Linked DNA regions of Homo sapiens: region 1 is linked to region 2. A link is a contact called in ENCODE Hi-C data. All regions are on one chromosome and are shown on one strand. The core of a region is the stretch at or near the end of the contact, and the rest is flanking DNA. Distances in the headings are between cores, read along the strand shown.

Region 1 (3,018 bases), core at 264-2,763, 280 kb after region 2:
AGGCCCTGGGGAAGCACAGAGAAATTTGCATGATGAATTCTTCAAAAGTCCTCTTGAAGTCCATGGATTTAACTTTTTCCCTGACCTTCTCTGCTAATAAGTAGTAGATACTTGATGACTTTGTAATTCAGATCAGACTTTTGGCCTAGAGGATGCTCTAGGGCACAGACCACAGAGGGCATGAGTTCCCCTCCCCCCCGCCCCCTGTAAATCTTCCCTACTAAATCTAGAGGGTGTTATTGCATCACCTGACCCCTGACACAGGAAGCTTCATTTCTCTGCCAGCAATCAGGACAGTCATCAAAAAGGCCATCAAGTTGCCACAGCTCATCTCCTCGCTGTAAATGTTTAGTGATGTGCAGTGATGCTTTGATAATGGCCACTTACTCACCATAGTGAGTAACCACTGGAATTTTGAGATTTTATTTCTTCATCCTCAGGTTTTACTGTTAGGAAAAGCAAGCTGGGTACCATCAAAATAGGGCATTAAAATGTGGTGGTAAAATTCTTGATGCTCATTAATTTAACCCAATGAAGCCAAAGGCTTTCATTTGCCATTTTAGTAAACTGACACAACCCTTTCAAGAGCTCCATGGGTCAGATAGAAATAGAACCATGGAATATTAAGCCACAAGTGACTTGACTTCATAGAAGGGCACAGAGACACAGAGAGGTAGGTGACTTGCCCAAGGTCACATAGCCAGAACTAGAACAAAGGACTCTTATTCCCTGACCAGTACTCTTGTTCCCATACCACACTTACATTCATTTTCTTCAACATAAATTTTGTATTGCTAATTTCATTTTATTGGTGAAGAAATCAAGGCTCTGGGAAAATGAGTAATCTGCCCAGCTGAGAGTCAGAAAAAGAACTAAAGCTTTATGATTTGGGAGATTTTATTTCTGAATCCATTTTATGGTTTATTAAAAGAGCATCATCTAGATATTATAATATAAAGTTAAAGCATTAATAAAGATAACTGTTTTTCTGAGTTTTATGGAGCTATTGAGAGTAAACAGCTCTCAGATGGTCAGGTAGATGTGCTTAGATTCCAGCAGCATGGGTTTGAATCCAAACTCTGACATTCACTAATTGATTGTAATATTAGGCAACTTCCTTAACCTCTGTATATTTCAGTTTCTCTATATGAAAAATGAGAATAATAGTAGCTCCTATCCTGCTGAGTGGGGGCTAGGGAATATAAGGATTAAATAAAATAGTGCTCAGCTGGATGTCCTGGTACTTGGAAGTTTGTATACCTCAGCTTCTGAAATGAGTATACAAAGCATAGATCATAAGAACTTCATCTCCACATTTATCTTTTCAGATGCGTTCAGCAAACGAGCAACAGGAAGCCCAACTCAGGTAGAATAGCCATTAACAGATTTCACTGGCTGACATCTGTGAGTTTAGCGATGGAGCCAGCCAAGGACTGAGTTCATCCAGTGGCTCTGCTCACTCTCCAGGCAGTCATCTTGCTTCTTGTTCCAGCTTTGCCCTCGAGCTGGCAGAAAGATGGTGGCTGCAGTTCTGGGCCTCATATCCGTGCACTACAGTGTCCAAGGGAAAAGTGAGAAAGTTTATCCTGCCCTGGTATTGCAAGCAAGGATCCCGAGATCACTTTTGATTACAAAAACTTGGTCACAGGCCAATTCGTGTACCAGAGTGTGACCTAGAAAATGGAACATGCTAGTTGACTTAAGTCAACAGGGTCTATTTTTGAAATAAGTTTGGGTCATTTTACATTCCTGAGGAGCATAGGCTGTAAGTTGGAGAGGCAGAAAACTGTGCAAAAGCAGGGTTCTGTTAAGAAGGAAGAAGAGACAAACGGGTGCTATGTATGTGGTCAGTAATATTCATTATGCATGATGGTTACATCTTCAGCGTCTTTAATTTATTCAGGGGTAAATGTTGACATGCAGCCGGTTCTGGCTCGTGATTTTCAGAGGGAGAACAGGGCAAAAAGAAAAGCTGTGTTCTAGAAACTGGAGACTGTGCTGTCTGTAATCTACATACGTTACCTAATGGTGCACAGCAGTTCTGCAGTAGGTGCTTTCTGTGTTTAATGTCAGCTCTGGCTTCTCAAGAGCTCTGAGCCAGATTCAGGCAGACCTCAGTTACCTCAATAGCCCTGCAATTTACTCCAGCTGCCTCAACAATACATAGAAGACTGTATCTCTCTTGGGTCCCAGTTTCTGTGGGCACATTTGTCATGGCTTTCTAACAGAGACTCTCCAGTCTGGTTTGTAGCCTCAGAAAAGAGTTAACCATCCTCAACCCAAGACTTTCTTAACAGCTGGAGTACGTTAGTTTTCTACTGTTGCTATAGCAAATTATCACAAACTTAATGGTACTGCAAACAACACAAATTTACCTCTTACGGTTCTGGAGGTCACAAGTCAACAGTAGGCTAGTAGGGCTGCATTCCTTCTGGACTTTCTAGGGGAGAATATACATTTCATGCCTTTCCCAGCTTCTTCACATCTGAAAAGTCTCTTTTGTAAGGTAACATATTCATAGGTTCTGGTAATTAGGACATGGACGTTTGGGGGAGTTGGAGGGACATTATTTAGTCTACTACTGGGAGAAATAAAGTAGAGGTCAAAATACACTTGTTCTTTACACTTCAAAATTATCTACCACCTGTTCATGCCTCCAGAGCATTTACAGCATGCCACAAGCTGACTTTTCAATCACTTAGAATTTAAAAATAAGTGTACATCCTTTACATGCACATAATTATTTTTCTTTTCCCATTGTAATGTGAGCATTATAAATTGCTTTCTAAGTGTAACCTAAGTGTGGTGCAATTTTGTTTGCTCCCTCTTCTCAAAGTGATTGGATGACTTTTTCTTCCAAACTGACCCAGATTTAAGAGCACTCACAAAGATACAACACCAGCGTAGGTTTGAGATCTGTAAGCTGCAGGGATTTGCTTTGCCAGTGGCCAACCTCCACTCTTCGATCATAATGTACTTCATTGCGTGATGGCCACTTGGACTGTGATCTAAATTTGG
Region 2 (2,814 bases), core at 263-2,762:
GAGCCAGGCTCAGTTATGTCAGGCTCCAAAGTTTGTGTTCTCTGCACCATCTTGTGTGGCACAGGTTACCACTCCATTCTCTTGTGACCCTGGGAAGTTAGTTCAAGTGTTACTGTCCTCATTTTCCATGTTGGGAAATGTGGAAAGTAAGATATTCAACACTGCTTGGCAGTAACTCCCACGCGGAGTAAAATGGTCCTTTGTAGTGGCATGGTGCCAACCCTATGATGAGCTGAGACAGTAGGGAAGAAAGGAAGTTATTACAGGGTACACAAGCTTTTCGATAGAATTCAACATTGTTTAAAATATTTTCAGTACAGCCAAAAAGAGAGATGGGAGAAGCAGAAAAATCGGAGTATGTAGTAATCTGAGTCCAGTGATCTGAAAGAGAGAGACAATTTACATGTTATGTTCCAACTTTCCATGTGGTTTAGATTGGCCCAGACTGTATACCTTTGGTGTTTAGGTGTGGGAGCAAGGGGTATGGAACACCCTGTTTTCCATCAGGTTGAGTCACAAGTTGTCACTTTGGCTGCTGAGCTGATTTTCTCCATGGTATCTCTTTGAAGTGTTATCCTGTGAAAAGAACTGTAATTTCAGGGGAAGAATTCTTTCCTCCATTCTATGAGATTCTTGGCTGAAGCCACAAACTAATTTGATTCTGAAATGATGCTGTATAGAAGAGCTCATCTCTTAATCTCTGGGGCTTTTACCAACCAAACATGTGCTGATTCTGTTTTTCACAAGTCAAGCTAATTTCTAAATAATGTAGCAACCAGTTAGGACAATCACAAGAGGGAGAGAAATTGATTTTGAAAGCCAGTTCTGAGAGATGAATGGAAATAAATTTGGAATGTGAAAGGTAAGGAGAGCCAGATGGACATACAGTATAATGCCAGACATGAGGAGTTTTAAAAAATGCTGATGCAAAAAAAAACACATACTGATACCCGGGTCCCAATCTTAGAGGGTCTGACTTAATTGGTATGGTATGGGGTGCAATCTTGGCATTGAGGTTTTATAAGCTCATTGAAGTTTGAGAACCTCTGGGCTAGACAATACCGTGTGTTATTCCAAGGACTGTGAACTTTAGAGGAAAATCAAGAAAATGTGCTCAGTTACACAAAGATGGTGTGTGATTTTAAAATTTGATTGTGGAAAACTAGTGCCCGTGCTTATAGCTGTGTACACATCAAGGTGTGACTTTTCATATCAGTCACAAACATGGGGACGTAGCTGGAGCCTTTTCCTTCAGCAGTAGCCTGATTATGGGAAGACATTTCTAATGCAGAGATGATGCTTTATGTTTTATTCTTTCTAACCCACAGTCCCTGGAGCACTGCTATGTTTGTGATAGTTTCTTAAAAACCGAAACTTAAAATGGAACCACTTAGGGGTCTTTTATTTTTATCATCTGCTACATAACGCAAGGCACATACGTACTTCAACACTGGGCATTTCTGAAATGTCAGCCCGGGCTCTAGGATGACTGACAGGCAATCCAGAGAGACAGAGCCTAAAATTTGAGCTGGTAATGAATCTGGGCCAGACCCAGTGACTGACAGCCTTCCCGTGACACAGGCAGGCACTCTGCTAAGTAAGTCCTTCCACTGTGCCTGGAGCCCCGTGTTTGTCAGCCATTCTAGAAATCATATCTGGGTGCTCTGTGCAATGATGAACATGGACGTGGTTCACTCTGGGGCTTCTCCCTGTTAAATCCTCTCTGATTAGCTGAGTGATTTATCTTAGGGACTGCTTGCCTTGAAAGTGACTTCACTTAGCCCTCTGTAGTTGCGGAGCATTGGTTCCAGGACCTCCCACAGATTCCAAGATCCATGGATGCTCAAGTCCTTTACATAAAATGGCATAGCATAGTTGACCCTCAGTATCCATGCGTTCTGCCTCTGCAGATTCAACCAACTGCAGATGGAAACCCACGCATACAGAGGGCCGACTGTTTTTATCTGTCCTGCTGTGCCTGCCCACTTTGGATATCTGGCCCGAGTGAGTGGGTGAGTCTTCATCCACCTGTGCTGTCATTCAGGGACACAGACACTTCGGATTCATGCCGGTGACTTTTCCATAGTGGCTGAAGAGAAGCAGGTGTTGTCTGAAGGATCTTACATTCAGGGGCCGGCCCACTTGAGTGATTATGAAAGCTGGACCTATTCTGGCCCAGAATAGTATACTTCACTGAGAGAGAGCCCTGCACAGGCCTTCTTGACAACTGCCGAATTTACATTAAGAGCCACAGAATATATCCCGTCTGTGTGAGTGAAGTGAAGCACCTTCCAAACCCGTCAGTGTTTTGTGGTTGACACCCTGCATGTCATCTCCCACCTGTGCCCAACAGTGACAATTGTGGTTGTCACCTGAATGATCTTCTGGCCTCTGCCTGCCCACCCGAGGGACACTTCCTCTGCTCTTGAGTGAAGTAATGAGACTTATCCCAAGTTCTCCAACTTCTAATCTTCTCAACTTTTCTGTCTTTAGATGAGAGATCTCAAGCCCCGGGGATCCCTTGGTCAGACAGATACTAGGTTGGTGCAAAGGTAACTGGGGTTTTGCCATTGCTTTCAGTGGCAAAAACTGCAGCTGCCTGTGTACAAATCTAATGCATGAGTGAAACAGGCTGGCCTCAGAGATAGTGGGAGTGCTGAAGACTGTGACAAACTGGAGGGCTGGTGACCCATCTGCAGAGGATACCTGCCACTCAGCTCCAGCCAGTTGGTGGTTACCGTCAGTGAGATAACAAGTGACCCAGGTCTAGGGAGATTTTTACCTCTCACTCATAGATATCCTGGGCTACAGGAA

Evidence for each region. A loop is a pair of places that touch in the nucleus more often than their neighbours do. Pooled maps may share reads with other maps.
Region 1: a map with no recorded cell type shows a loop between it and region 2 (2.4-fold over the local background). The contact joins two enhancer-like sites. A Hi-C loop is called at or near these places in 4 of 37 single-sample maps with no recorded cell type and 3 of 50 pooled maps.

What each region holds. Positions count from the first base shown.
Region 1 is chr15:33,678,963-33,681,980 of GRCh38, forward strand. All of the region lies in intron 38 of RYR3 (ryanodine receptor 3), which reads left to right. Among named protein-coding and RNA genes, the nearest start is that of CHRM5, 290 kb to the right of the region's middle. Within about 2 kb of position 1,514, at least 2 of the 41 ENCODE cell types and tissues checked have a DNase peak (open chromatin) inside an H3K27ac peak, as active enhancers do.
Region 2 is chr15:33,394,024-33,396,837 of GRCh38, forward strand. All of the region lies in intron 1 of RYR3 (ryanodine receptor 3), which reads left to right. Among named protein-coding and RNA genes, the nearest start is that of RYR3, 84 kb to the left of the region's middle. Within about 2 kb of position 1,513, at least 2 of the 41 ENCODE cell types and tissues checked have a DNase peak (open chromatin) inside an H3K27ac peak, as active enhancers do.